2 separate regions of the Mus musculus genome follow, and region 2 is linked to region 1. Evidence: chromatin loops called from intact Hi-C (ENCODE). Cell type or tissue: left cerebral cortex. All regions are shown on one strand. Each heading gives the region's core, and the rest is flanking DNA. Links, peaks and the distances in the headings are about the cores only. Region 1 holds the start of 6030458C11Rik (RIKEN cDNA 6030458C11 gene). Region 2 overlaps Zfr (zinc finger RNA binding protein).

What was found. A loop is a pair of places that touch in the nucleus more often than their neighbours do. Peaks named below come from ENCODE experiments on the same cell type or tissue, not always from the same donor. Only the 100,000 strongest peaks of a DNase experiment are listed, where the experiment ranks them.
Region 2: it touches region 1 in a loop (4-fold over the local background); 4 of 42 quality-filtered maps call a loop at or near these places.

The regions. Positions count from the first base shown.
Region 1 is chr15:12,820,359-12,832,533 of GRCm38, forward strand. 6030458C11Rik (RIKEN cDNA 6030458C11 gene) reads right to left here and starts at 4,299. Exons shown (of 9, transcript NM_029998.3): 1 at 4,109-4,299; 2 at 3,203-3,348; 3 at 1,046-1,195. The coding sequence starts at 4,189. It overlaps Drosha (drosha, ribonuclease type III), which reads left to right and starts at 4,457. Exons shown (of 35, transcript NM_026799.3): 1 at 4,457-4,580; 2 at 5,707-5,809; 3 at 6,869-6,934. The coding sequence starts at 6,918. In left cerebral cortex, for the core only: a CTCF peak has its summit at 4,869; DNase peaks (open chromatin) are centred at 4,391 and 4,824; H3K4me3 peaks cover 1,942 bases; H3K27ac peaks cover 893 bases.
Region 2 is chr15:12,156,077-12,164,076 of GRCm38, forward strand. It overlaps Zfr (zinc finger RNA binding protein), which reads left to right. Exons shown (of 20, transcript NM_011767.2): 11 at 187-332; 12 at 3,523-3,685; 13 at 4,409-4,614; 14 at 6,038-6,188. Among named protein-coding and RNA genes, the nearest start is that of Mir1898, 11 kb to the right of the region's middle. In left cerebral cortex, for the core only: CTCF peaks have their summits at 3,297 (motif pointing right) and 7,260; a DNase peak (open chromatin) is centred at 6,130.

The DNA of each region.
Region 1 (12,175 bases), core at 1,805-9,804:
AGGTTCTATGAGGTCCTCTCAACATATTGAACTCAATCTCATATTGACCAGTATTATGTACAATATTTGTTACATGTTGAGTTCTAATTACGTTAAGAAATTATATAGTAAGTACGACTTTTATAAATCAAGATGATGCTACTCACACAAATGACAAAAACACATTCCACCAAAGATAATACTGTCATAAAATAGAAACAGAAATAAAGGGCACAATTTTCATTACATATTAGGGCCCAGAAAGTTATGTGTATACTCATAAAGAGTTCCTCTTATCCCAAGAAGTTAGACCTTGACAGCTACTTCTAAAGATGACACCGTAGTAGCCCAGGAGAGAGGGCAGAGACTGTAGTAGCCCAGGATAGAGGATGTTGGTTAAGTACTGCACATAAAAAAAACCTGATACACATACAGCTCAAATCAGAGAGCATAATAATTTAACTTAGACTAAATACCAAAAATCACATCAATAAGTGTAAAACCTAAAAGTCCAGACACGGACTTACTACAGATGAAAGCAAACCCAGTGAATTTTGTTGTTTTTGTTTGTTAGAGACAAAGGATGACTCTGAACTCTAGCTCGTCCTGCCTCCACCTCCAGACGGCTGGGATCATAGATATGGACCACAACTCCCACGTAAGCTTACATTTTTTTCTTTTTTTCTTTAGTGCTGGGACTTGAACACAGGGCTGTAGGCATGTTAGGAAAGCGATCCACTCCTGAGCGACACCTAAGACAGGGTCTCACTCTAGAATTCAGGCTGACTCTTAATTCTGAGCACCCTCAGTCTCTCAAGGCCTGGGGTTATAGGTGTGTGCCACACCCCTGCCTGGCTCACTTCTAAGAGTTAAATTCAACACACTATAGCTGCATCAGGAGCAGAAGGCCACATGAAGGAAATCAACAGAATTAAAACTTGGTTTTTGATGATTCAAGAACTATTTTTTGGACGGGATGGGGCTTAGTAGGAAGTTACTACAGGAATTCAAAGTATAATGAAAAGAATTCAAATCCTTCCATACTCATTGAAAATGAGGAAATTACCTGATGGTTGTGGTAGAAATGTCTTTGCCTACTAAGAAGCAGTGCTTGCCCTCCCTGATTTGCTGGGCCCACGTGGGGTGGAGCCAGATTACTTGAGAAAAATGGCCAGCGTAAACTGCAGGCATAATCCAATTTTCGATACTCAGTTCTCTGAAAAAAAAACAAGAAACAAGAAACATTAAAATATTAATGAGTGTTTTTCCGCAAACATTTTAAGACAGTAAGTTTTAAGTGTGGTCCCTTGGGAGGTTCCCGGGACTATTAGGGTAACGCTGTTTCCATGGAAACATGATTTCTGTTTGCTGCATGAGCATTTGTACTGACTGCACACAAGCATCCTGGTGGGTCGGTAGCCTAAGAGCCAGGCCTCGGGAGGTCTTTTAGTAGTCACTGCATGTTTTATAACTAACTATCACTCTTGTCCAAAGGTAGTTTGACTGAAAAATGTTCTCAGTTTTATTAATTCTTGCTCCTAAGTAGATATTTTAAAATATTATGTGAAGCAAAAAGAGGACCACACCAAAACTGCTATAGACTGTGAAGTACAACAGTTGCTTCAAGAAAAAGCCCCAGCCCCTCTAAAATTAGCACTTGAATCATCAATAACAGAGTTGCGAAATAAGTATCACTTTTTCTTTGAAAGACCAATTAACTGGTTATTTAGACAGCAGAGCGGTGAACTGGTGGATTCTGTATCCTAGTCAAGCTTTAGAAGCTTGTGGAGTTTTGGTGGAGGACATTACTTATCTGAGTTAGTACTGACACTACTATCTTGTTTTCTAATCCCTTCCGTAAGAGCATGAATTTTCATCATAACTTTTTCAATCAAAATGACATAAACAATGGACTGAATGAAATGGATGAGAGTCCAGGTGTCATTTACAAGGGCAAAAATTAAAGAAATCTTAAAAAATTTAAATAATGCCACGCAATAGCTTTATAAATGTACTTTTTTAAAGTAAGAAAACTTGTTTATGTAGACATAATAATTTAATATTTTACAATGAACATTTACAAATTTCATTTTTAATTTAAGGAAAGTAAACACAAACAACACAACTCATTATTTCCAAGGCTTGATTTTTGGAAGTATAAAAGAATGCAGACACTTGAGCACGGTGGCACGTGCATACAGTCCCTGCACTGGGAGGAGGAGCAGGAGTTCAAGGTTGGCCTTGGCTATAACAGGTTGATCCCCAACAACTGGGAGGTGGGGTGGGGGTGGGACTGTAGCCTGGCGGTGGAATCTGTTTCCCAACAGGGCAGCTTTGTTGGGCCTCAGTGGGAGAGTGTCTTAGTCAGGGTTTGTGTTCCTCCACAAAATAAAATGGCCAAAAAAACAAGTCGGGGAGGAAAGGGTTTATTCAGCTTACACCTCCACATTGCTCTTCACCTTCACCAAAGGAAGACAGGACTGGAACTCACGCAGGTTCAGGAAGCAGCAGCTGATGCAGAGGCCATGGAGGGATGTTCTTTACTGGCTTGCTTCCCCTGGCTTGCTCAGCCTGCTCTCTTATCGAACCAAGACTACCAGTCCAGAGATGGCACCACCCACAAGGGGCCTTTCCCCCTTGATCACTAATTGAGAAAATGCCTTACAGCTGGATCTCATGGAGGCATTTCCTCAACTGAAGCTCCTTTCTCTGTGATAACTCTAGCCTGTGTCAAGTTGACACACAAAACCCACCAGTACACTAAGATATTAGTTATCAAGGGTAGGAATGTGTGGGGGTTTGAAAAAGAATGGACCCAAAAACTCACAAGTGGTGGTCACAAGGGAGTGGTCTCTATTAATCCAATCAAGATAATCCTCCACAGGCAAGCCCTGCAACCGACTTCTCAGATAATTCTAGACTCTGCCAAGCATCTTGACAACACTTAACCATAAATAGGCTTCAATGTAGCCCTGGCTCTCCTCAAACTGTAATTCTCCTGCCTCAGCGTTCCAAGGGCTGGGATCACAGGGATCAGCCATCGCACCTGATCCCTATTTGGCTCTTTTAGTGGGTAGAAAAAAAAATGTTCTAAATAAAAATTTAAAAGGCAAGCAAACAAACAAAAAATGCAAATGTGAGTGTAGCAAAATCTCTTGTTTATCATCTGCTATATGTTGTATTTCAAATACATAAAATATGACTAAAAAAAAAGTCACATTACCCAAAGAGTGCTTCCTTATCAAACACAGTGTCTGCTGGCATGTTCACAGGGATAAGGAGGTCTGGGTGGGAGTCCAAATGTAAGAAACTTATATTACTGTCAGGAAGATGCTTCGAACCTATGGCCCGGTATATGAAAGGCAGAACCTGTAATACAGACACACACAGTGAGAACTGCACACTGTCAAGTGCAGACAAAACAAGAAACTGCACCAACCTGAAGTGCATCAAGTGGTCAAACATGGGAACATTAAAAAAAAAAAAAAAAAAAAAAAAAAAGCTTTACCATAGATGGTTTCTGATGATAATCTCCAACCACTCACTCTAGCATTAAACTGTGTTCCAGGTACTCTAAGTTTTAGGGCATTTTCTGTCCCTTTAGGATGGTGAAGTGGGACTAGATGACTTTTTCCTCCTACATGCTATACATCCAAGTTTACCAACAAATTAAAAAGCACAGAGTAACCCAAAGTTGGGTTTGTCTCAGAGATCTTCTTTCTTTCCTCCTTTAACTTTCTCCATCAGTAAATAACCCACTTTTCCTGGGGGAAGGGGTGTATCGCAGAGCTTCACTCTTGATCCCTTTTGTTTTATATCCAGAGACCCTCCAGGGGTCCTATAAACAAATCCAGACTTGCTAGGTCGTCTTCCAGAAGTCTACCCACTTTACGACTGCACTGCCATGTTGTACATTAATAAGCGCTGAAGGCTTTCCTCTTCATATGACACGAGCTACGATTATGGTCCCTCAGGTCCTGGCTAACCCTCTCGTTAAACCGTGGGATGATGACGTTGGTGGTGGTGGGGGACAGGCTGCAGCCAGCGTTAGGTGCTGGTCAAGCCTCTGCAGGCTGCTAGGGTTCGAATCCCTCCTGCCAGGGCTCCGTGGCTTGTGTCGCCCGCTCACCTCCTGGTGATCCTCCACCACCCACACCGGGAGCTTGGTGTAGCGCCTGAGTCGCGCGCGGTCGCCTCCGGTGTCACTCATGTCTCCGCGCGTCTCAGGGAGGCCGCGGGACACGCGGGAGAGGAGCCCGGCTGCCCGAAGCCGCGCGCCCCCAAGGCACGATCGCGGCGGAAACGCGCGCTCACCCGGTTGCGCTTCCGGATTGGAGGACGACACGGTGGAAGGGCGAGTGTGAGACCTGTAGACAATGTCGATTGGTCTATACGTCCGTCACTCTCGCTGATCCGCCAATCACGGTGCAAAAGGTGCTGCGACGCGCTCCGGAGAGTTTTCCCTCCCCAGGTCCGGATTTCTCCGGTTTGCCTTTTAATTCCCGGGGCTTCCTGTTCCGGAGGCGTGGGTGGCGCCTCAGCCGTGGAGGGTGTTATAGTAACCAGGCTGGGCTTTGATGGCGGCGACCCCGGGACTCTCTGTAGGTAGACGGGGGGCGCCTGATGGGTTTTCAGAGAACGAGTATCGACCTAAACGATCCTGGGAGTTGGGTCTGGGTGGCTTCGGGGCAGCTCTGCGGCCAGGGGGAAAAGAGCGACCCGGTACAGATCCCGTAGATAGGAAGCCTTTCATCTATTTGCGAAGCGCGAGCCGTGGTCCAGGCGCGGGGCCGCCCGGCTTGCGGGGGGAGGCGAGTCCCGGAGTCCCGTACTTAACCTCGCAGGCTGGCGGGAGATGCAAACCAGCCAACGTGCTCTTCATCCAGCAGGAGGCCGGGCTGCAGGTTGAACCTGGGGAAAGTGCGGGGTTTTCAGTGACTTAAAGGCACACCTTGCAAGTCTTGTGTGTCGTCGGTCCTGGACGAGTAAACTGTTCAGAATCGCGCCCTCGGTTTCCCTGCTTTCAAAGGGCATCCCAAGAATAGGTATTTCCCACTTGCATTAAATTCATTGATTTGAACTTCGCATCCATAGTACAGTGGTACAGTATCTAGCTTTTATTTTTGGAGGGGAGTGTGTGTTGAAACAGGGTTTCTCTGTGTAGCCCTGGCTGTCCTAGAACTCACCGTGTAGACCAGGCTGGCCTCGAACTCAGAAATCCGCCTGCCTCTGCCTCCCAAGTTCTGGGTTTAAAGGCGTGCGCCACCACTGCCAGGGCCTTTGTCTAGCTTCTCTAACGGAGTGTGCCGTTTTCTCACTGTGGAGAGGTGTTAATTCCCTGACTGTTGTCCACCTCTAGCTTCAGTAGAGTCCTTTTTATTCTCCAGGACTCTCTACATCCTTACTTTATTGTATTTATCACATCGCGTTTTTCTTTTTATAGTGTTCGGGACATCGTATTACTGTTGTTATTATATAAACATTTGTATATGGGTTTTGCGATCCTTGAACTCTGCAGGCTTGTGTGCCTTATAATCTTTGAGCCTACAGAGCTTGGGAAAGCGTCTCACGTGTGCTGGCTCAGTAAGTGATGGAATCGGTGAATGTATACCTCCCAGGTGGTTTTGAAAACGCGTATTTGTGGGGAGCGGTGGAAGGGAATTGTAGTGACTTAGAGGCATGCACAATGAGGGAGAGTCAAACTTGCCTGCGGTTTACTGTGTGCAGAGACTGTGAATCCTGCAGGAATGACTGAATGAACCCTTGATTCACGGACATGCCGGAGGAGTTCAACATGGGCACACACGACTGTCACAGACGGCAGATTCTGGTAAGCTCCGTAAAAGAAGTGAGTCTACACTAAGCAGTAGCAATCTAGGAGTGAGCTTGCGTTCCCAAGGGAAGTCAGTTCTTCACAAGAGGTTAGTGGATCGGTAGGAATTCACTGGCCAAGTAAGGGAGAGCAGAAGCAAAGACGTTTCCTGTTAGTGCTTGCTATGCTAACTGACCTGGAAAGTATGGGCTAAGAGGGGCTTTGGAGAAAGAAATCAGGTGATAAGCCTGGGAAAGTTGGGTTCAGGTTCTGTAGGGCCTCCAATGCCAAGCGTGGTGTTTGTACTCAATACTGTGAGTAGCCTGTGGTACCAGCAGTAGCTCTTTGAGTCCCAAGTTTAATCATGAGAGTATTGGATTGAGGAGCAACCATTTATCTTATTATTTGGTAGCTGTTTTTTATTGGGCCTTGGCTGTCCTGGAATTTTAGTTCTGTAGACCAGGCTGCCTGCTTGTTTCTGCCTCTGCAGTGTTGGGATAGCCCAATGTGTGTGTGTGTGTGTGTGTGTGTGTGTGTGTGAGAGAGAGAGAGAGAGAGAGAGAGAGAGAGAAAGCACTTTGTGGAAGTTCATTTGTGTTTACAATGTTCTGTGGGAAGAACTGAGAACAAAGTAAAGAATGAAGAATGGTCACTGTTGGTTAGTCAGGTTGTGGCTGTATTTGAAATTGAATTCAGGTTTCACTGGGATTTTTCTGTGTGTGTGTGTGTGTTGGTTTGATCCTAGCTCTACAGTGAAGGGAAATTTGTCTGTGGAGGATGGAGGACGTCTTTCCTTAAGTCTTTTACTAAACCAGAGACTGGAGGTGGCTGCTTTTGGTCATCTTAGCAATGGATAGTTTTGGGCTAGCACAACTGTCCAGCTAATAAGGACAGCAGGCAGTTTGCTTGGAAAATGGACAATAGCTCAGTATTTTGTGAATACAAATCCTGATTTTGTGAATAGGCTAAAATTACTGATAAGGTAGTTTTATAAATTTTGTAAACAAAAACGCCCCCTCCTCTCATTTTTAGCACTGGCAGTTTTAGAAATGTGTTTAAACCTTTTCTGTCTTGTAGAACCTACATCGTGAGCGGAAGATGTAGCCTTTCTACAGGACGCATCGAGATGCAAGGCAATACGTGGTAAGTGGTATTCTAGGAATGGCAGTTTCGAGAGCCTAGAGAAGAGAGGGAAGGTAGTGCGCCAGAGAGGGTGGGAAAGGTTCAGATACAGGGGAAGGGCAGGGACTGAGTTCATTCTGTTATCTGTGGTCATAACTTGTTCAGAGATTTGTGAGTACAGCTAGGAACCAGACCAGAAGAGTCAAAGAAACATCCTAGAGCCCCCTCCCCCAACCCCCATGAGCTTGCAGTTCTTGATGGCACGTCAGTGTTGAAGGTAGACTTACCTAATGATTGTTGAACTGTGATGCTTGCAGGACCTGCTGAGAAGCCGTGGAGAGTATTGTAAGAACAGGAAATCTAAGGAAGGTGTATTAGTCGGGGTTCTCTAGAGTTAGAGAATTTATACAGTGAATCTCTTCATTTCATAAGAAGACTTTGTTAGAATAGCTTACCTCTTTTTCTAGCTAACTGTGATGGTTTGTATATGCTTGGCCCAGGGAGTGGCACTATTTGGAGGTGGGGCCTTGTTGGAGTAGGTGTGTCACTGTAGGTGTGGGCTTTATTTAATACTCTTCATCCTAGCTGCTTGGAAGGCAGTATTCTGCTGGCAACCTTCAGATAAAGATGCAGACCTCTCAGCTCCTCCTGTAGCATGCCTGCCTGGATTAGGCTGTTGTAGTTTCCCACTGACTTTAATCACAGGACATGGTAGTACTAAGAGTTGCCCTGAGGGATCTCCTGCACTCCAGACATAATCCTTACCTCCATTGTGGAGAGGCTGTCCAATTTCCCCATGGTGACATGGATCTATCACCCCTCCTAACACTGTTACTCCTTTCTTAGCCTGCTATTGTAAGACTTCGACCCTTGGTCAGTGTACTTACTTTGAGATCACCCCCCACCCCCCCACCCCCATACACCCACACACACACACTGAGACACTGAGATGCAGATTGATGCAAAAGCAAGAGCTTTATATTCTGGCTCAGCCTTCAGTTAAATCTCTCAAGGCGAATGACTAGAAGGCGACCCTGAATGGCTATTACATTGACTAATATAGAAGTTAGTGATGAGTATTCTTCACTGTCAGCTTGACTAATCTGGAACTAAAACCCAAAAATAGAAGCGACAATTGAGGGGATTTTTGCTTAATTTGAAGTAGGAAGATCTACTTCTGATGCAGATCTTCGAGGTGGGAAGATGCATCTTTAATCTACCTGCATGGGAGCCGGGCCACACCTCCTGCTTGGAAGCCTCTGTAAGGGTGTGGGAGAAGGAAGCTCCTGCTCTTTGCCCGCTTGCTCTTGCCTTGTAAGCAAGTCCACTCCTTCACTGGAGCCTAACTTCTGTATTAGTCAGGGTTCTCTAGAGTCACAGAACTCATGGGTAGTCTCTGTATAGTAAGGGAATTTGTTGATGACTTCAGTCTGCAGTCCAACTCCCAACAATGGTCAGCAGCAGCTGTGAATGGAAGTCCAAGGATCTATCAGTTGCTCGGTCCTACAAGGCAAACAGTGTGGTGATGGGGTTGCTGAAAGATTAGAAAGAATATTATGGTAGCTAGTTAAAGAAGTGCTTACTAAGTATTATTAAAGCATTTGCAAAGAAAATGGTAGGAATTTTTTATTTGGGGAGGCAGAGGCAGGCTGATCTCTGTGAGTTCCAGACCAACCTGCATCATAACAAGTTCCAGGCAGCCCAGGGTTGCAGAATGAGACCATATCTCAAAAAAATAAACAAAATCAAACCAAAGCAAAACACCAAGAACCTTTTTATTAAGATATAGCGACACATACATTATTCTAGTTTTGAGATAAAGTTTTAGTAATGAGGTAAAGGAGAAAAAGGCTTCAGGATGATTCATGGTATGTGTATATGTCTTGATACTCAACAAATGCTATTTATTGGGAAGAGAATTTAGCGTTCCTGCTTTTTAGTAACTGTAGAAATCAAGGTCCTGGCATGAATCCCGCTGGCGCACTGATGGAGGACTAGAGACTTTTGTCAGGGTGTCAGCAAGATCGATTTTCAGGTTCGCTTTCATGGTGAAGGTTGTTGTCTTGACGATCAGGTGGTATTCTTGTTGTATCCTCCCTCAGCAGGTAGAGACCAGGCTCTCTTCTGTTTTCATAAGGGCACTAATCTCATCATTGGATTGTTAGAAGCAGTCTCATGGCAGGAAACATGGTGGCAGGCAGGCAGGCATAGGGCTTACATCCTGATCCACATGTAGGCAGGCAAGGAAGGAGGGAGAGAGAGAGGAGACCAGAAAGAAAGAAAGAGAGAGAGAGAAACGGTCTGGGCCTGGTGTGGGCTTTTGAAACCTACCCATAGTGACACAGCTCCTCCAACAGTTGTAACCCTTCTTAATAAATTCTGCTCGCTGAGGACCAAGCATTCAAATACATGAACTATGGGGCCTTTTTTCATTCTAACCAGCATGGTCATGACTCACATCAATAACACCCATGACTTACTTTAATCTTAGTTACTTCCTCAAGCTCCATCCTCCACATATCATCACAGGCATATAAGGATTTTGAGGAAACATTTAGTCTGTCCCATCATTTTCAGGGAGTTTGAGTATGAAAAAGATGAGGCAGTATGAATGAAGTTGAAGGAGAAGTGGAGGCCAAGGCAAGCATTGAATAGACTGACTGGGCATCTAAATGCTGATGTGAAGGGTTGGGTAGCAGGGAGAGACTGTGAGTGGCAGATGGAGAGTGACCCCCTAGTCCCATATCTGTATTTGGAGATGGAGCCCTGAGTTGCTTCTAGCAAGATAAGCTTTGCTAGCAGGAAGTTGGGGGTGGGGTTGGATGCAGATGAGTTGGTGCGTTGATACAGCACCTGTTCTGATGGGGTCGGTGTTTCTTCGTGATAGAAGAGAGGTATTGTAAACAGAGAGGGGGATGGAGATGTGAGGAAGGATGCCCAGGGTCTTACTCAGGGTTTTACTGCTGTGAACAGACACCAGGACCAAGGCAAGTCTTATAAAAAACAACATTTAATTGGGGCTGGCTTACAGGTTCAGAGGTTCAGTCCATTATCATCAAGGTGGGAGCATGGCAGCATCCAGGCAGGCATGGCGCAGGAGGAGCTGAGAGTTCTATGTCTTCATCCAAAGGCTGCTGGTGGAACACTGACTTCCAGGCAACTAGGGTGAGGATCTTATACCCACACCCACTGTGACACAACCATTCCAACCAGGTCACACCTATTCCAACAAGGCCACACCTCCAGATGGTGCCACTCCCTGGTCCAAGGATATACAAACCATCATATTCCACTCCCTGGTCCCCATAGACTTGTTCAAAAACATGAGTCTATGGGGGCCATACTTAAACATAGCATAATGCAAAATGCATTTAGTCCAACTTTCAAAGTCCTCATAGTCTATAGCAGTCGCAACAACATTAAAAGTCCAAAGTTCAAGGTCTCTTCTTCGATTCATTCAACTTAATTAACTGTAATCCACAAAGCAAGGCAGGAAACCAGCTGGGAAAACTCTAAACTCTGCATCTCCATGGCTGATGTTAAAGCTGTCTTCAGATCTCCACTCCTTTTTCATCTTTGTTGACTGCAACAAACTGCTTTCTCCTGGGCTGGTTGCACTCCCTGTTAGCAGCTTTCCTCAGCATGTATCCCATGGCTCTGGCATCTTTAACATCTTTGAGTCTCCAAGGCAATTTCAATGTTACAGCTTCTTGCTTCAGTCTCTGGGATTCCACTTGATCTTTTGGACTCCTCCCAAGGGCTGTCATCACTTCTCCAGCTCTGCCCTCTGTAGCACTGTAAGCTCAGGTTGATCCACTCCACTACGGCTGCTGTTCTTGGTGATAATTCCATTGTACTGACATCTCCAATACACTGGGGTGTTCCACTCCAACTAGGCTTCACCAATAGCCTCTCATAGGCTCTCTTCAGGGTGCCAAGCCTCAAATCCTTTTCATGACCCCTTCAGTCCTGGGCCATCAACTACAGCTGAGGCTTCACCTTCTCCAATGGCCTTCCCTGGCCTCTCACAGTGCTAAGCCTCAGCTTCTCTCCATGATCCCTTCATTCCTTCACAAGCAATACCACCTGAGTGACTCTTACACATTACCAAGTCCAGCCGCAGCATGAGGTACAACCTTGGGTATCTCTGGAGCACAGCTTCTTTGTGCTCCCAGAAAACAACTCCCAGATTTCAACTCAGTGATGCTGGTTTCTTCTTAATCACTGCTAATTCCTTAGCTCCAGCTAACCAGCATCAATTTTCCCAGTAGTTCCTTCCATTCTTAACTCTAGAGCCCGAGCCACATGGCTGAAGCCGCCGAGTTCTGCTGCTTACAGGAACTAGAACATGATCCCCTTGTACTATTACATTATCACTAGCTTTATGTTTCCTAAATCCTTCACTGCCTAAGCTTGGCTATCCTGGTTCTTGCTCTGTAGATTGACCTTGAATGCAGAGATCAGCATGCCTGTCTTGTGGGATTAAAGGTTTGTACCACCATGCCTGGATCTAAATTCAGCTGGGTAGAATCTTGCCCCAAGGTCCCACTCCCTTAATCTTTTATCTCCTAGAACACAAGATTTTGCTCCATTTCACTTCCTGGTACTCCTTTAATACTCGAACCATATATTTTATATTTTGCCTTTCTAAGCTTGCTATGCTTGTTCAAACTTCTCTTTGTGAGACTTAACCAGAGAACAGAGTCTCTGCTGGGCCTTTTTGAAACTTTCTTTGTCAATGCAATTAATGCAATTAATCCAAGTCTCTTCACCTTAGCCTCAGGCAGACTTTTCAGACAAGGGTAAAAAGTAGCCACATTCTTCACCAAAATACCACAAAAACGGTCTTTATGCCACATACTGAAATTCTTCTCCTTTGAAATCTCTTGGGCCAGGTCAACACAGTTCAAATCACTCCCAGCAACAAAGTCTTCCATATTCCTACTTGGATGACCCATTAAGCCCCATTTAAAACAGTCCACTGTGTTCCAAATCCAAAGTCCAAAAATCCACATTCTTTCAAATAAAAGCATGGTCAGGCCCATCACAGCAATACCCCAGTCCCTGGTACCAACTTCTGTCTTAGTTAGGGTTTTACTGCTGTGAACAGACACCAGGACCAAGCAAGTCTTATAAAAAACTACATTTAATTGGGGCTGGCTTACAGGTTCAGAGGTTCAGTCCATTATCATCAAGGTGGGAACATGGCAGCATCCAGGCAGGCATGGCGCAGGAGGAGCTGAGAGTTCTATGTCTTCATCC
Region 2 (8,000 bases), core at 1-8,000, 670 kb before region 1:
GGTAACCTGAGAGCAATCCCTGGGACCCACATGGGGAAAGGAGAGAACTGACTTATCCAAGTTACACTCTGATCTCCACTCATGCTACACATGCACAGACAAGAAGCACAAAAACAACTTGCTTTTAATGAATTGTTGGTTGAAGGAACCTGCTCCGTTTTAAAAATGTATTATTGGTGTTAACAGAAAAAAGTAAATCCAGATTTGCAAGTAGAAGTGAAGCCCAGTATTCGTGCCAGAAAAATTCAAGAAGAGAAAATGAGAAAGCAAATGCAGAAGGAGGAATATTGGCGGAGACGAGAAGAGGAGGAACGCTGGAGGATGGAGATAAGGTATGCTGTTAACTTGTAGCTCTGCCGTAAGCGGTTCTTCTGCCTTTAAAAAGAAAAACCTTATGCTGTGAATATGGCTTCCATGTTCAGATTTATTTATGTGCTTTCAGTGTTCCCTAAGATCCTAAGTCAAGAAAGATAGACATTAGAATGCTAAGTATACATAATATTTGATTTGTTGCCCTACTAGTAAGGATTTTGTGGTGGTGGCTCACTTTTTGATCCCAGCAAAGGAATGTGAATTCAGGGCCATAACAAAACTCCCATCTCCATGAAAAAAGCGGTAAAAGGAATTATATATAAGTATGTGAAGAAATTGGGGATTCTACAGGTGGCTCAGGGTTTAAGAGCACATGCCAGTATTATCATCACCTAAGTTTGGTTTCCAACACATCAAGTGATTGACAACTGCCTGTAATGCCAACTCCAGGAAATCCAGTGCCCTGTTGTAGATCCTGAACTCAAACGTGTGCATACTCCTAACGCAGACAAACTTGAAGAAAGGTCATTCTTTGATGACTAGAACCAGCAAAAAACTCATTTAAACTGAATAATTGAATTACAAGATATTGGTATATACACTAAGTTGTAAAGCAGTTGCCACCATCAGTTTTGGAATATTTCATCACTCCTTAAAAAAAAATAATAATCACAATCCCATTAACAATAATTCCCAATGTCTTCCAAGTTTCCTGTCTGATCTCAGCACCAGGGAGCCATCTTTATAAATCTACTTGCCATCTTTATAAATTTTATAGTTTTTTTTTTAATGAAATCAGTTTTTTTTAAAGATTTATTATTTATTATATGTGAGTACACTGTAGCTGTCTTCAGACACTCCAGAAGAGGGTGCCAGATCTCGTTACAGATGGTTGTGAGCCACCATGTGGTTGCTGGGATTTGAACTCTGGACCTTCGGAAGAGCAGTCGGGTGCTCTTACCCACTGAGCCATCTCTCCAGCCCTGAAATCAGTTTTAAATGACTGAATTGTACATACAGTCTTTGGTATCTGGCTTCTTTGAATTTAATGTTTCTAAGCTGGGAGAAAGAGTGAGAAAGTGTGTGTTGTATAGATAGACGTATGTATACAATATGTGTGTTTATGCATACAAAGTCAGAGGCCATCACTCTTTGACTTATTTCCTTGAGGCAGATCTCTCAAGGAACCAAGAACTAAACTTGGTGGCCAGCAAGTCCCTGTTATTCCATCTTCCAAACACCTCTCTCAACACTGTTATTTCAGGTGTACACACCCACAGGGTTTGGATTTTTATTTTTTTAAGATTTTTAATTATGTGTATTGATGTATATGTATGTTTACAGAACCTGTATGTTTTTTAAAAAAAAAAATGTCTTCATGGCTTTTGAGATAGACTCTCAATGTATAACCCAAGCTGTCTAAGAACTTAAAATATTCTAAAATATTTTATTATAAAGCTACTTATTCATACTTTTATTGTGTTCTATCTTCATGTTTCAGTGATAGATAACATCATTTTTTATGTATAGTAAAAACAAATTATATTCTTTTCAATTTGTGCTTTTGTAATAGAAATTCTATGACTAGGTCATCTAGTTAAGTTTATTTATTCATATATCAAATGATTATCTAAAGTACCTACTCGATACTTGGAAATGTTTTCAAATGCTAAGCCTGAGTTGATAGACAACAATTAAAATTCCTGCCCTTATATTTTGTAATCATTTTTTAGCAGTAACAAACAGAACACTGAACTAAACATGATTTTCTAGATCTCTTGAGCTGTTTAAATATTATTTTAGATAGATTTTCCTTTGAGATAGCTATTGAAGTTAAAAGTAAAAATGAGAACCAAGGCAGAACAGAAATCAGTTGTGAAACTGTTAGGCAGTGAAGCAGAGGCTGTGTGCTAGAGAACCGTCTCCTGAACTCTTCAAGTGTTGTTTTCTGTGGAAGGCTACACAAGCGTGCCTGTCATCCTTGATCAAGGGCCGTGCTAGTATTCTCTATCATTCTAATTTTATTTAGTATGTGTGCTGCCAAAGCAAGCACTCTTCTTTTATTTAATATACAGAGTAATTTTTCCTGAGCCAACAGCCATGAGGTTCCACAGTTGGATTTCTTTAGCAATACAGCCTTTTTATTCCTTTTGGCAACACTTAATTAGGACCTGAGCTTTCTCCTTTTGCTATAATTTGACATTGCCCTTGTGTATCCCTGACATTGGAATTGTCGGTTGCTACCACAAAGTCTTTGTAGCAGAGAAATATTTTGTAGTGCCTATATCATAAATGGAGAATTTTACTGTTTTAAAAAGAAAGTAGAGCTCAGGCTAAGAAGATGGGGCTTTGGATAAAGTACTTATTATACAGATTGAATCCCCAGAGCCTGTGTAAAAACAGACCTGATGGTTCATATCTGTATCCATGTTTGTAGTGGAAGGTAAACTTCTTGAGACTGGAGAATTCTCTGGAACCTGTGGACAAGCTAGCCTGGCATGTGCCCCAGCAAAACACACACACACACAAAAGAAAAGCAATAGGATGTCTCATGATGGAAAGTCCTGCATATGGAGACTGTGGCATGTGCACACACTCCCATCATGCTCACAAACGTATACATGTACACACAAACAGTTTTTTTTTAAAGACAAAAAGAAAAATATACAAGAAGTGAGTTCATTTCTTTGAGGACATGAAATAAATGCCTGAACTTACTGTGTATGAAGTGCTTCTTGCATATACATTATATGTTAGGCATCCTCATCTGTAGGTATTTGGATTTACAATCCTTACCTTAAGTAATTAGAATAAACTGAGGTGTCTGTTTTCTGTTACACTTTGTTCTTGTGTGAAATTTTATTCTCCTTTTCTCATTATTTTCTCTAGTTTTTTTAATTCTTTTTTTTTTTAGATTATTTTTTTTATGTATATAAATACTCTGTAGCTGTCTTCAGACACACCAGAAGAGGGCATCAGATCCCATTACAGATGGTTGTGAGCCACCGTGTGGGTGCTGGGAATTGAACTCAGCTCTTAACCGCTAAGACATCTCTCCAGCCCCTTGTCTCTAGTTTTTATTTCGTTTACTTCTCAATGAAAATTAAATAATGGAAATAAGGTAAAAGTACTAAAGTGATTTAGAATAGGTTTTATGTAGTTGTTGATGGAAGTTCTTAAGCTCTGGGGGTGCTTGTTTGTATGCATCAGACGTTATGAAGAAGACATGTACTGGAGAAGAATGGAGGAAGAGCAGCATCATTGGGATGATCGCAGACGAATGCCTGATGGCGGCTATCCTCATGGTCCTCCCGGCCCACTAGGTCTTTTGGGAGTCCGACCAGGCATGCCTCCCCAGCCGCAGGGTCCTGCCGTGAGTATCTGCTCTGCTTATCTAAGGGGTGAAAATTTAAGCCTCATTCAACATTAGATGATGTTTTATGAGCCAAATTCTTAGATTTAATAATGTCATCAGTTTTCATGTTGATTATATTTTTAGTCCTCTTAAAGATTCTTAAGGTTGATGTCTTTATACATAAGGACTTAGTCAAGTTTCCTTTACTCTTCTTTATTTACAAAACTTGCAAAAATCTGCATAAAGTCCTACTTTTGATAAATATTTTATACGTAAGAAACTTTCCTTATCTTTATTTTTCCTTTGGGTAGAAAGAGCTTTTAATTTTAGCGGTAACTCTTACCATTATAGTGTCTTGAGCAATTGTACGTAAATTTATTACTGTTAGTGAAAGTGAGGTGACTCAGATCCTAGAAAGCAGTTAGGAGAGAAGGCCCATCCGTAGTAGAGCACTAACATTTGATATTCCATTTTTAATACAGCACTACAAACTTTTAAAACCATTTTTATAGTTTTAGCATTTATACATAAGTACACATATATGCACATATGATTGTGTGTGTGTGTGTGTTTGTATAACAATTTTGCTTTAGGGGCAGATGCTTGAGCTTTCATTTTACTGAAAAAAATTTAAGTGGACAGTTTGCTTAATTGCCTTTCTTACTTTAAAGCTAGCAACTGTATTATTGAAAATTCATAATTTTCTTTTATTAAAAAAAATACCTTTTTCCCTCTCTCTAGCCCTTACGGCGTCCTGACTCATCTGATGATCGTTATGTAATGACAAAGCATGCAACTATTTATCCAACTGAAGAAGAGTTACAAGCCGTCCAGAAAATTGTTTCTATCACTGAGCGTGCTTTAAAGCTTGTTTCAGACAGTTTGTCGGAACATGAGAAGAGCAAGAACAAAGAGGGAGATGATAAGAAAGAGGGAGGTAAAGACAGGTGTGTTTACAAAATACTCATTTCCTTTACGTGGACATTTTATGGTAAAGATTAGGGACTGGTGAGATGGCTCAGTCCTTAAGGATGCTTACTGCTCTAGTTCCAGAGTACCTGGTTCATTCAGTTCCTAGCACTCACATCAAACAGCTCGCAACCATTAGTAACTCCAGCTCCTGGAGATCTGATGGCTTCTTCTGGCCTCTGGGTATCTGAACTCACCTGGCAGCCATAGACATGTAAATAAAAGTTGAGGGGAAATTGGTGTTAGTCCACACATGTTAACTATACTTGTATTTTTGCTAAAATGAATAGTATACATTTCTACTACCACCAGTTTTTATTGTCGGTTTTTAAAATATACTAAATGTTATAACAAAAAACATATTCAGGGGTTGGGGATTTAGCTCAGTGGTAGAGTGCTTGCCTAGCAAGCGCAAGGCCCTGGGTTCAGGCCTCAGCTCTGGAAAAAAAAAAAACATATTCAGTGTTTCAAAGTAGCCCGTATATAACTTTTCAGTTTTATCCAGCTGTTCTTTCCTGCTTTTACTTATGTTCCATCTGTTGCTCATTTGTCTATATTTCAGTGACTTTTAGAAACATGGACCATAAAACATAAATTTAGCCAAGCTTTAGCATATTTCATGTTACAAAGCATGAACTATTTCATGTGATGATTCATTATGATTTTCTAATTTTTCTCTTTCCCCTTTGGGAATATTTTTTGTATTAATATTCCTCTTACAATTTTGACATGTAAAATAAAGCACAAGGGGCTAGTTGTTTGGGCCCACACATAGAACACAGGAAGCAGAAGCAAGAAGGTAACAAGTTTGAAATCAGACTATGCTATAGTGAGATTCTGTGAGATAGACAATATTTGTCCCTGTACAAGCTCAGACCTTGAGAGATTTTTTTTTTAAGATTTATTTATTTATTTATTTATTTATTTATTATATGTGTGTACGCTGTAGCTGTCTTCAGACACTCCAGAAGAGGGCATCAGATTTTTGTTACGGGTGGTTGTGAGCCACCATGTGGTTGCTGGGATTTGAACTCAGGACCTTTGGAAGAGCAGTCGGCGCTCTTAACTGCTGAGCCATCTCACCAGCCCCCGGGAGATTTATTTTTATTTGTATCTATGTGACTGTGCACATGTGTGTCTATAGAGACCAGAAGAGGGCATCAGTTATATGGAGCTGAAATTGCAAGTGTTTGTAGAATATAGATTGCTATGGGGATACTGAGCCTTCTATCCCCCCTTTATTTTAATCTATATTGTTTATTTGAATGACATATAGTCTGTCGGTGTAATTGAAGAAAATTTTAATTGTGCAGAAGTCATTTAGTTTACTATTATGTTTGGAGGAAATTACAGTTCTGGTTGAAGAATATCTTATTTTAATATAAGTGGATTTTGCTGCAGAGCTCTGAAAGGGGTGTTGCGAGTAGGCGTGCTGGCAAAAGGATTACTTCTCCGAGGAGACAGGAATGTCAACCTTGTTTTGCTGTGCTCAGAAAAACCTTCAAAGTCGTTATTAAGCCGTATTGCAGAAAACCTACCCAAACAGCTTGCTGTGAGTATTATGGAAATGTTCAATTTACTCTTTGTCCAGATCAGAAGTTTTTGGCAGGACTAATTATGCTTAAGTTTAAACTTCAGCCTGCCTTTTAATTTTGGGCTTGGCTTTCTATAATGAAAAGGTTGGCATGGGTGTTTTCTTGTTTGTTTTGGTTTGTTTTGGTTTTGGTTTTGTACACACACCCTTTAATTATGTGAACTGAAGAAACTGTTTATTGCTTCATTTTTTGAGGATCTGCAGTACTGTAATTTGTCAGGAAGCCATCTTGTTAATTTATTTTAAAATGGAAAATTTTAGCATATATCCTGGTTTTCCAAAATTGGACTTATGAGAAGACATAGCAGAAAAGACTTTTTTCATACTTTACTTAATGTGTATTCACACTTATAGTGTGTGTATAGCAGTCCAAGGACAAGATCTGTGAGTCAGTTTGTTCCCTCCTCCCTCTGTGGATTCCAGGGATCAAACTCAGATGATCAAGCTTGTTAACAAGTGCTGAGCCATCTCAACTGACAGGATTTTTCTAAATAAAAGAAGAAAGCAAGTAAGCTAGCTCATGTATATCAGGTTTAATTTTTTTCTTTTAATTCACAAATCTCTTAGTTGAATGTGTGTTTTAATGTAATTAAGAGTATGTATTACTTGAATTGTCTGGTTTTATTAATACAGTAGTTCCTCTGTATCCTTGGAAAGATTTCTGGAGATTTCCTGAAGCCCCAAGGATTCCTGAAACCTCAGAGAGTATATATATCATTTTTTTCCTACTCTTGCATACCTGGGATAAAGTGCTAATTAGGCAAATATTTATAGTTCAGCATAGTAGATAGCAACAAATTCTCCACCATATGTCTAAGTAGCTGCCACCTTAGCATGTTGTTACCCCAAACCCAGGGGGTACTGTCTATAAACCTTGTGCATGCTGAATAGGTGCTATACCTATACCACCCAGCAGTATTCCCCAGCCCATCTCTCCTCAGCTTGAGAACTTTCAGTTTTCAGTAAAGCTTCTGTTTGTTATGGTTGAATGCCAGCATCGCTCCTCCTGCTGCTGTTTTAGTGTAATGACTTAACAGCCACTTATACAGGTAGTGGTGCTATGACAGTAACAACTCATCTAATAAGTAAATCATGGACAGGTAGTGGATTGAGAAGGGATGATTCACAAAGCAGGCCAGAGAGGGCAGGGTAGCTCTAGATTTTGATCATGCTATTGCAAACAGCATTCAGTTGAAGATGTCTGAATTGCTTATTTGTGTGCCTTTCCATTTAATATTTTCTGATTATAATTGACATTAGACAAGTAACTAAAATTAGTGAGACCATAAATGTTTATAATGCTAGGAAATACTTCCTCTTAGCAACAAGAGAGTTGAGCAGTTAAAAGTACATTAAAGCCTCGAGACATGGGAGTTCAATCTCAGAACCCACATAAAGGTGGAAGGGAGAACTAACTTGCCACAAACTTGTCCTCAGATATGCGCACACGCTCACACGCACATCCTGCATACACAGTTTACACAATAACTATGTTTTAAGCTTCTTGTCTCTAATAAAGTGTGACAATGTACAAGTAATAAAACGTTTTCTTTTGTTTCTATAAGAACAAAGCTTTTTCTAAAGATGAGATTTCAGAAACTAATGGGTGGTGTAGGCCTGTGATACAACACATGGGAAGTATAGAGGCGGGAAGTTCAGGGTGGTATTTGACTACCAATAGAGTTTTGAGTCTGGCCTGGGCCACATGAGAACTTGTCTCAAAAAGCAAAACAAAACGTGCCAAATATAAATATATCTACTACGTGTATG